Linked DNA regions of Homo sapiens: region 1 is linked to region 2. A link is an interaction called in ENCODE POLR2A ChIA-PET data of the cell type or tissue named here. Cell type or tissue: Caco-2. All regions are shown on one strand. Each heading gives the region's core, and the rest is flanking DNA. Links, peaks and the distances in the headings are about the cores only.

Evidence for each region. Peaks named below come from ENCODE experiments on the same cell type or tissue, not always from the same donor. Only the 100,000 strongest peaks of a DNase experiment are listed, where the experiment ranks them.
Region 1: POLR2A ChIA-PET joins it to region 2 with 6 read pairs; 3 of 35 experiments call an interaction of 5 or more read pairs at or near these places.

The regions. Positions count from the first base shown.
Region 1 is chr16:2,012,970-2,018,341 of GRCh38, reverse strand. It overlaps the pseudogene RN7SL219P. Among named protein-coding and RNA genes, the nearest start is that of NPW, 4.1 kb to the left of the region's middle. In Caco-2, for the core only: no CTCF peak of the experiment used is centred there; a DNase peak (open chromatin) is centred at 2,741.
Region 2 is chr16:2,410,142-2,415,513 of GRCh38, reverse strand. It overlaps the pseudogene ABCA17P. Among named protein-coding and RNA genes, the nearest start is that of CCNF, 17 kb to the left of the region's middle. In Caco-2, for the core only: no CTCF peak of the experiment used is centred there; no DNase peak of the experiment used is centred there.

The sequences.
Region 1 (5,372 bases), core at 261-5,260, 400 kb after region 2:
AAAGGCGCAGGGCCAGACAGTCCCTCAGAATTTCCCTCTGTGGCCATCTGGGCTTAACAACCCCCTCCCAGAGGGCAGAGCCTGACACAGTCTTTCCTGACCTCCCAGCAAGGGTGAATCCAGCCCTCCCTCAGCAACCATGTCAGTCATGGGGCAGCCCCTGGGTCCCAGACACCAGGGATCTCGTTTTGGGTCATCATGAACTATCTCATCTTGACCTCCAGACAATGTCATGAGTGGAACTATTATTGACTCCACTCACCAACGAGTAAACTGAGGCCCAGGGAGAACTGACCTGCCCCAGATCATGTTGGGTAAATGGTGGAGGTGAGATACATCCTAGCACCTGAGCCCAAGAGCCTCAGCTTGGGGGAACAGGGTACTCCTGTCCAGAAGGGCACAGAAAGGCTGGGGGCAGGCTGGGCACAGTGGCTCATGCCTGTAATCCCAGCACTTCAGGAGGCTGAGGCAGGTGGATTACTTGAGGCCAGGAGTTCAAGACCAGCCTGGCCAACATGGCAAAACCCCATCTCTATTAAAAATACAAAACTTGCCAGGCACAGTGGCTCATGCCTGTAATCTCAGCACTTTGGGAGGTCGAGGCAGGCATGTCACGAGGTCAAGAATTTCAGACCAACCTGACCAACATAGTGAAATCCCATCTCTACTAAAAATACAAAAATTAGCCGGGTGTGGTGGCATGCGCCTGTAGTCCCAGCTACTCAGGAGGCTGAGGCGGGAGAATTGCTTGGTCCTCGGAGGCGGAGGTTGCAGTGAGCCAAGACTGTGCCATTGCACTCCAGCCTGGGTGACAGAGTGAGACTCCATCTCAAAAAAAAAAAAAAAAAAACTTAGCCGGGCATGGTGGCACACACCTGTAGTCCCAGCTGCTCGGGAGGCTGAGGGAGGAGAATCACTTGAACTCGGGAGGCAGAGGTTGCAGTGAGCCACGATGGGACCACTGTACTCCAGCCTGGGTGACAGAGCAAGACTCCATCTCAAAAAACAAACAAACAAACAAACAAAACAGAAGGTCTGGGGGCAGAGCCAGACTCCCACTCCTGAGGCGTGAGGGTCCCCGGTGAGTCTGGTGAGCCTGACGAGGGTTAGAAGCAGCAGCCCTCTCCAGGAAGGCCACACTGAAGTGGCGAGACGCCAGCCCTGCTTGATAGTCGCAGCTGAGGGGAAGAGGATAAGGACCTCGGCCTCTCCTGCCTCAGTTTCCTCATCTGTAAACTGGGGGTAAAAAAAGTGGCCACTTCATCATCTTGTTGGCACTGATAATCCAGTGGTGGGTCTGGGAGCTGAACCGTGCCTGGTACCCAGTAAGCACTCAATGAACGCTGTGGCTAGGACCTATCCTTGCTGCACCAGAGGCTGACCACCCCCAGCCTGTCAGGAAAACACTGTGACAGGGGCAGAATGGGGGATGCAGATGGAGCTGTCTGCGCCGCCTGGAGGACCACGGGGACCAGAGGCCCTGCAAGAAGCTATCCCCGCCACGCTCCCCCAGGGCCCCTTGTCCTTGACAGCTGCCTGGAGTGTGTGGTGGGCGGGTAGTGCAGCACGACATGGGCCAGAGCCAGGCCCCATCAGGGTCCCTTGGCGCTGCCACCCGCTCCTGGCTAAGAGGACGTGGGTGTCTCTGGACCCCTGGGGGGACTCCAGCCAGTCAGGGGAGGGTCCAGGACGCCCCCTGGAGGTGGCCCGGGGAGCTTCTGCAGGGGGAACTGTGGAAACTGATCAATGAAAGTCTATGCTGGGATGGAAGTCCCTGTGACAGCAAATAGAAGCAGTGGAGATTGCGCCACTGCACTCCAGCCTGGGCAACAGAGGAAGACTCCTTCTCTCTCAAGAAAAAAAAAAACAAAACAAACAAACAAAAAAAAAACAGCTGGACATGGTGGCTCATGCTTGTAATCCTAGCACTTTGGGAGGCCAAGGCAGGTAGATCATGAGGTCAGGAGTTTGAGACCAGCCTGGCCAACACAGTGAAACCTCGTCTCTACTAAAAATACAAAAATTAGCCAGGCGTGGTGATGGGTGCCTGTAGTCCCAGCTACTCGGGAGGCTGAGGCAGGAGAATCACTTGAACCCGCGAGGCAGAGGTTGCAGTGAACCAAAATCACACCACTGCACTCCAGCCTGGGCGACAGAGCAAGACTCTATCTCAAAAAAAACAAAACAAAACAGAACCACAACAACAAAAAAACCAGCAGTGGCTCCTCTACCTTGTTTATTGCTGTGGCCCAAGGGAGTGAGAGTCGCAGGACGCAGGGAAAGGTCACTGGGAACAGAGGCACGGGGAGGCGTCTGTTGGGTGGAGTGTCCGGAACACGTGGCAGGGGGAGACCAGGACTGGGTTAGAGGAGCAAAACACAGAACCTTAAGGGTGTCTGTGGGCTCCCTTTTCAGGCGGCAGGAGGAAGGCCTCTGTGTCCTGCCCAGCCTGGTGCCCAGGAACAGGACCTGGTGACAAAGGCTTCCTTCTCCCCACCTCCAGGGGTCTGGAGTCACAACTCTCCTTGGGGAGGAGGTGACGAGAGCCAGCCCTGCTTCTTGAGGCTCACATCTCAGTTCCTTGACACCAGTGTCCGGCCTAGAAACCCGTGAGACACTTGCTTAAGGCCAGGACCACGCCTGCCGCAGGCACAAAGCCTGGCCCCGAACAGGAACGCCCTGGTAAGGAGGAGATTAATGAGCAAATCTGTTTTGTCATCTTTAAAATTATTGGCCAGGGCGTGGCACAGTGGCTCACGCCTGCAATCCCAACACTTTGGGAGGCTGAGGCGGAGTTAGAGACCAGCCTGGGCCATATGGCGAAACCCCATCTCTACCAAAACAAACAATGACGAAATATATATATATATTAGCTGGGTGTGGTGGTGTGTGCCTGAAGTCCGAGGTAGAAAGTTCCCTTGAGGCCTGGAGTTCGCAAGGCTGCAGTGAGTCGCGATCTTGCCACTGCACTCCAGCCTGGGCGACAGACCCTGTCTCAAAAAGTAAATACATAGCTCGGGCTCAGTGGCTCATGCCTATAATCCCAACAGTTTGGGAGGCCGAGGTGGGCGGATCACTTAAGCTCAGGAGTTCAAGACCAGCCTGGCCAACACGGTGAAACTCCATCTTTACTAAAAATACAAAAAAATTAGCTGGGTGTTGTGGTGCACGCCTGTAATCCCAGCTACTCGGGAGGCTGAGGTATAAGAATTGCTTGAACCTAGAAGGCGGAGGTTTCAGTGAGCCGAGATTATGCCACTGCATTCCAGCATGGGCGTCAGAGCGAGACTCCATCTCACAAAAAATGAAAAAAAAAACCAAAACAGTAAATATATTAAATAATTGGCTAGGCTCAGTGGCTCACACCTGTAATCCCAGCACTTTGGGAGGCCGAGGTGGGCAGATCACAAGGTCAGGCGATCGAGACCATCCTGGCTAACACGGTGAAACCCCGTGTCTACTAAAAATACAAAAAATTGCCCGGGTGTGGTGGCTCACGCTTGTAATCCCAGCACTTTGGGAGGCCGAGGCGGGCGGATCATGAGGTCAGGAGTTTGAGACCAGCCTGGCCAACACAGTGAAACTTTGTCTCTACTAAAAATACAAAAATTAGCTGGGCGTGGTGGCAGGCACCTGTAATCCCAGCTACCTGGGAGGCTGAGGCAGGAGAATCACTTGAACCCGGGAGGCGGAGGTTGCAGTGAGCCAAGATCATGTCACTGCACTTCAGCCAGGGCGACAGAGCAAGAGACCACCTCAAAAAAAAAAAAATTAGAAAAAAAAGAAAGAAAGAAAAGAAAAAGAAAAAAAAGGAAAAAAAAAAATAATAATAATAATTAGGGCTGCGCCTGGTGGCTCACGCCTATAATCCCAGCACTTTGGGAGGCTGAGACAGGTGGATCACAAGGTTAAGAATTCGAGACCAGCCTGGCCAACATGGTGAAACCCCATCTCTACTAAGAATACAAAAATTAGCCAGCCATGGTGTTGCATGCCTGTAATCCCAACTATTCGGGAGGCTGAGGCAGAATTGCTTGAACCCGGGAGGCAGAGGTTGCAGTGGGCCGAGATGGTGCCACTACACTCCAGCCTGGGCAACAGAGCAAGACTCCGTCTCAAAAAAATAAAAAATAAATAAATAAATAAATAAAATAAAATAATTAATGTTGTCAAGGCAGTATACATTATAAATCAAAGGCTGCTTGCTATAAGGAAGAGAACAAAGCTATCCCTGCCCACCCTTCACACCCTGCTCCTACTCTCCAGAGACAGCTACTTCCAACTCTTTTAGCTGTTAGCTGTTTCTTCTAGTATTTATCTCCAAATGTTTGAATCATAAGCATAACTACTATTTTGTTTTGTTTTGTTTGTTTTGTTTTTGAGACAGAGTCTCACTCTGTCACCCAGGCTAGAGTGCAATGGTGCGATCTCTGCTCACTGCAACCTCCGCCTCCTGTGCTCAAGAGATTCTCCTGACTCAGCCTCCCAAGTAGCTGGGATTATAGGTGCCTGCCAAAACGCTCAGCTAATTTCTGTATTTTTAGTAGAGACAGGGTTTCGCCATGTTGGCCAGGCCGGTCCCGAACTCCTGACCTCAGGGGATCCGCCCGCCTCGGCCTCCCATAGTGCTGGGATTACAGGCATGCGCCCCTGCGCCCGGCCAGAAACAGAAAAACTCGTAGCTGCAGCACTACTGACCTTTGCCATCCTGTGCACTGAGAATCTTTAGTAGCATCCCTGGCCTTCACCCATGTGTGTACGCAGAACAGTAGCCCCCCAAAGATGTTCGCCCCCAATCCCTGCAACCTGTGAATATTTATGCCACATAGTAGGAGGGAATTAGGCTGTAGATAAAATGGTTGATTAGAGGCAGGGTCTCACTATGTTGCCCAGGCTGATGTCTAGTGGCTATTCACAGGCGTGATCCCACTACTGATCACAGGAGTTTTGACCTGCTCTCTTTCCAAACTGGCCCAGTTCACCCCTCCTGAGGCAACCTGGTGGTCCCCTGCTCCCAGGAGGTCACCAAGTCGATGCCAAACTTAGTGCAGACACCTGACTGACACAGCCCACTATATCCTCAGAACTCCTGGACTGACACAATCCTCCTGCCTCGGCCTCCCGAGTAGCTGAGACTACACGTGCGCACCACCACACCAGGGAATATAAAATTAAGGTTGCTAATTAGCTGGCTTTATTTTATTTTATTTGAAACAGAGTCTTGCTCTGTCACCCAGGCTGGAGTACAGTGGCATGATCTCCGCTCACTACAACCTCTGCCTCCCGGGTTCAAAGCGATTCTCCTGCCTTAGGTTCCCAAGTAGCTGGAATTATAGGCGCCCACCACCATGCCCGGCTAATTTTTGTATTTT
Region 2 (5,372 bases), core at 114-5,113:
GAGTCCAGGAGTTCTAGGCTGCAGTGAGCCATAATTGCACCACTGCACTCCAGCCTGGGCAACAGAGCAAGACCTTCTTTCTTAAAAAAAAAAAATGAGGGGAGGGGCCCAAAGGTTGTTTGAAAGTCTGTGCTGGGCATGTGGCCACAGGAATCCTGACTGTCCCCTAGCAGGTGGTTACATTGTTCTCTACCACCCACCAGCACTGATTATCAGGGAACATGCTGCTCCAGCAGCCCCCGAAGGCACCCTCCCTTTGGACAGAGGCCAAGTCTGTTTGCTGCTCTTTTCTGGGGAATCTATAGGAGAATCACGTGAACCTGGAAGTTTGAGACCAGCCTAGGCAAAATAGCAAGACCCCCATCTCTACTAAAATACAAAAATTAGACTGGCATGGTGGCACCTGCCTGCAGTTCCAGGGAAAAAGTGAAACCTTACCTCTAAAAAAAAGGAAAAACTATTCACCAGTCATGGTGGCATGCGCCTGAAATCCCAGCTACTTGGGAGGTTGAGGCAGGAGAATTGCTTGAACCAGGAGGTGGAGGTTGCAGTGAGCTGAGATTGTGCTACTGCACTCTAGACTGGGTGACAGAGCAAGACTCCATCTCAAAAAAAAAAAAAAAAAAGAAAAGAAATTGAATTTGTAGTTAAAAATCTTCCACCAAAACAGAAACTTTTGTCTTTTCAACAAATGGCACTGGGACAATTACACATATATGCAAAAGAATGAATTTGGATCTCTACCTAACACCATATAAAAAATTAAAATGAATCAAAGGCCTAAATGTAAGAGCTAAAACTCAGCCGGGCGCAGTGGCTCATGCCTGTAATCCCAGCACTTTGGGAGGCCGACGCAGGCGGATCACGAGGTCAGGAGATCGAGACCATCCTGGCTAACATGGTGAAATCCCGTCTCTACTAAGAATACAAAAACAAAATTAGATGGGCGTAGTAGCAGGCAGGTGCCTGCTACTCGGTAGTCGCAGCTACTCAGGAGGCTGAGGCTGGAGAATGGTGTGAACCCGTGAGGTGGAGCTTGCAGTGAGCCAAGATCCCGCCACTGCACTCCAGCCTGGGTGACAGAGCAAGACTCCATCTCAAAAAAAAAAAAAAAAAAAAAAAGCTAAAACTCTTAGAAGAAAATGTAGAGGTAAAACTTCCCTATCTTGCATAAGGCAATAATTTCTTAAATCAAAAACACAAAAGAGAAAAGAATAGATAAATTGGTCTTTGTCATAATTTCATAATTAAAAGCTTTTGTTCATCAAGGGACACTGTCAAGAAAGTGAAAAGACAACCTGCAATATAGGAGGAAATATTTGAAAATGATATATTTGACAAGGTCTAGTATCCAACTTTGTAAAGAATTATTGGCTGGGTGTGGTGGCTTATGCCTGCAAGCATTTTGAGAGGCCGAGGTAGGAGGATTGCTTGAGGCCAGGAGTTCGAGACCAGCCTGGGCAACATAGTGAGACTACTGTCTCTACAAAAAATTAAAAAATTAGCCGGGCACAGTGGCATGCACCCGTAGTCCCAGCTACACAGGAAGCTGAGGTGGGAAGATGGTTTGAGCCCAGGAGGTCGAGTCTGCAGTAAGCCGTGATTATGCCATTACACTCCAGCCTGGATGACAGAGTAAGACCTGTCCAAAAAAAAAAAAAAAAAAAAAAAAAAATTTTTACAACTTCCTGATAAAAAGAAAAAAGACAAATAACCTAATTAAAAATGGAGGAGGGATTTGACTAAATAGCTCTCCCAAGAAGATATACAAATAGCCAATAAGCACATGAAAAGATGCTCAACATCATTAGTCATTAGGAAAACAAAGACCAAAACCACAATGTGATACTAATTTATACTCATTAGAATAGCTATAATAATTTTTTTTAAAAAGAGATGGGGTCTTGCTATGTTGCCCAAGCTGGCTTCAAGCTCCTAGACTCAAGCGATCCTCCCACTTCAGCTGGGACTACAGATTGAACAGCTGGGACTACAGATGCATGCCACTGTACATGGCTTTATAATACAATTTTTAAAAGGAATTTAAAAATGTTGGAAAAGGGGGCATAAAATTACCACCAGACCTGCCCTATAAGAAATGTTGAAAGGAGGTCAGGCACAGTGGTGCATGCCTGTAATCCCAGCTACTCAGGAGGCTGAGGCAGGAGAATCGCTTGAACCCAAAAGGCAGAGGTTGCAGTGAGAGCTGAGACTGCACCACTGCACTCCAGCCTGGGAGACAGAGTAAGACTCCGTCTAAAAAAAAAAAAAAAAAAAGAAAAAAGAAAAAAAATTGATAAATGAAATTTCATGCTATGTATATTGTACTATAATTTAAAAAGTAAATAATTTTTTAAAGCGTTGGAGAGGATGTGGACAAACTGGAATCCTCAGACTTTGCTGGTAGGAATGTAAAATGGTTCAGCTAATGTAGAAAACAGTTTTGTAGTTCCTCAAAATGCTAAACACAGTTACCATATGACCTAGCAAATATAGTCTTGGTATATACCCAAGAGAACTGAAAACATGTTCACATAAAAACTCATATCCAAATGTTTATAATACTGTTATTCGTAATAGCAAAAGCAGAAACAACCCACATGTCCATCAACAGATGAAAAGATAAATTGTGGTGAAACCATACAATGGACTAACATTCAGCTACGCAAAGGGATGGAGCACTGACACCTCTTACAACATGGATGAACCTTGAAAACATTATTCTAAGTACAAGCAGACAGACACAAAGCTCACACATTGTATTATTCCATTTATGTGAAATATCCAGAACAAGCAAATTCATAACAGCAGGAAGCAGATTAGTGATTGCGAGGGGCTGGGGGAAGAAGGGAATGGGGAGTGACTGTTAATGGGTATAGGGTTTCCTTTTGGAGTGATGAAAATTTTCTAGAATTAGATAGTGGGGAAGGTTACTCTGCATATACCAAAAACCACTGACTTGTAAATTTTATTCTTTTTAAAAAAACTCTTATCTCATGACAGATTACTGACTTGTAAGCTTTAAAAGGGCATATTTTATATGAATTATGTTTCAACAAAAATGTAATTAACAAATTCCATTTACAATACTCACAGACTTCATTACACTCAATATCACTCAGGTTCTTGACACTGCAAAACCTCTGTAGTTCAGAGTTGTAATATAAGTTGGTGAAAGCCATCCCCAGGCAGTGCCCTGGAAGTATTAGGAATGTATAATCCAAGGATTTTGAGATTGTTGCATAGCCTAGCTATGCGAAGAGAATAGAAAATATTAACTCTGCTTGCAGGAAGAAAAGGGCATATCTTCTATTATCTATCCTAACCCACGTTATTGTATATCCATCATTACAACATCAGACTCCCAGGCCTCCAGACCAGAAAACTGGTTCTCCCTGACTCCTCTTCCTCTATAGTCATTCAACCTCTAAGACCTAAGTATCTTTCTTCTGCTATGCTCCTCGAATCTGTCACTTTACTTCTTTCCAATTGTTCACGCGGGAGGATCTGCAAGAACACGGTGTGTGTGGGAAAATCAGGAGCACAGCCGCAGCATGGGCTGCATCTGCGGAGGTGGGGGAGCTGAGGGCAGAGGGAAATGAGGTTTACAGGTGATCTGCGTCCAGATAGCAGGGGTGAATTGCCGGCTCCCAAGTTGTTTGAGTGTCATCTTCCAGATGATAAGGAGGATGCAGTTCCTGCCTCTATAGTTTGTGGAGATAAAACTATCACCAAGAGTCCCTTAGGAGACAGAATGACTCCCAAGTTAAAAGCAGAGGGGACTGGGCACGGTGGCTCACGCCTGTAATCCCAGCACTTTGGGAGGCCGAGACAGGTGGATCACGAGGTCAGGAGATCGAGACCATCCTGGCTAACACAGTGAAACCCCGTCTCTACGAAAAATACAAAAAATTAGCTGGGCGTGGTGGCGGGTGCCTGTAGTTCCAGCTCCTCAGGAGGCTGAGGCAGAAGAATGGCGTGAACCTGGGAGGCGGAGCTTGCAGTGAGCCGAGATCGCACCACTGCACTCCAGCCTGGGCCACAGAGCGAGACTCCGTCTCAAAAAAAAAAAAAAAAAAAAAAGTCAATCCTAAACACTTGAGAAAGAATATCAGAATCTGAATTTTAAAAGTGAGGTGTTAGAAATACCGCATGGGCACTTCCCTTCTGCTCATCTGCACATGCAGACATGAACAAGCTCTAAACTCTGCTCTCCAGGAGCTGCCCTGGAAATCAGTGGTACAGTGTAGTGTGATAAGGGGTTCAGAGATGCTCACAAAACACACAGGCAGAACAAAGCAGGAGGCGGTCCATTCTGCATAAAATAACCAGGGAGCTGAAAATTACTCAATGCAACCACAATTAAGTACTTCAACCCATCAGTACCCTGGTGAGGTATTTCTGGACAATAAACATATGTCCCCAAAGTACTGCCCCTTACTAGCTTGAAGTAGCAATTCTTGGGGGGGCCACATGGAGACCCTGAAGCAGATCCCTCTGCTCCTAACAAAGCTGGGAACTTGAGTCTTCTTCTGCCAAGGGATGAGGGAGATCTCACACCCTGTGTCCCCACTGGGGCAGAGCTGCCAACCTAGACTTCCTAGCTGGTTCCGGTTCTGGGCAGGGGTCCCCAGGAAAAGCTGCCTGTGATATGCAGCTGAAGAATCCCAGCACCCTCCAGCACTCACCACCAGCAGCAGACTGGGAATGAGGAAGGAGATGAGGTCCCATAGCAGAGTGGAGAGCCAGAAAGTGGCCACATAAACTCCATTGATAAACTGGACAAGCTTGGCCTTAACGCGCCTCTCTCTGACTGTCAACATGGAAAAAGAGCTAGACAGGAAAGCTAATCCAAAAAGCAAGTTGATAACAAGGTAATGTCCTTTAGGTTCCCTGTAAAAGACGGGACATAAGGAGAGAGATAGCAGAGTAAGTGGAACTGCTAATAACAACCATCTCCCAAAATAACAATTTGTAATTAAAACAAGAGGCAAAGACAGAAACAGGTGGGAAAGGGTGGAACCCTACAGAGGTGTAGATAGAGAGAAGAAAATTCACACATACTGATACAGGAAATTCTCTGAATCCTCCCTGGCTGGCTGAGGTTGAGGGTGGTTGGCTGCGGTAATGGAAGCCCTGGCACCAGAAAGCAACTTCAAGAGAAAATTGTCCAATAGCGCCAGAGCCAGGGCAGAAGAATGGTATGCCTGGTTGTTGAACAGCGCTGTCACTATGGTGTGATTTCCCACGTCTTCAAAGGAAGCTGCCACTAAGTAGAGCTTATCAAAGTCCTCAGGCTCCTCTTTTGCCTTTTTCAATAGGAACTCATCTACAGAACCTAGAAGGGAACAAAATATCCACCAGGACGAGTG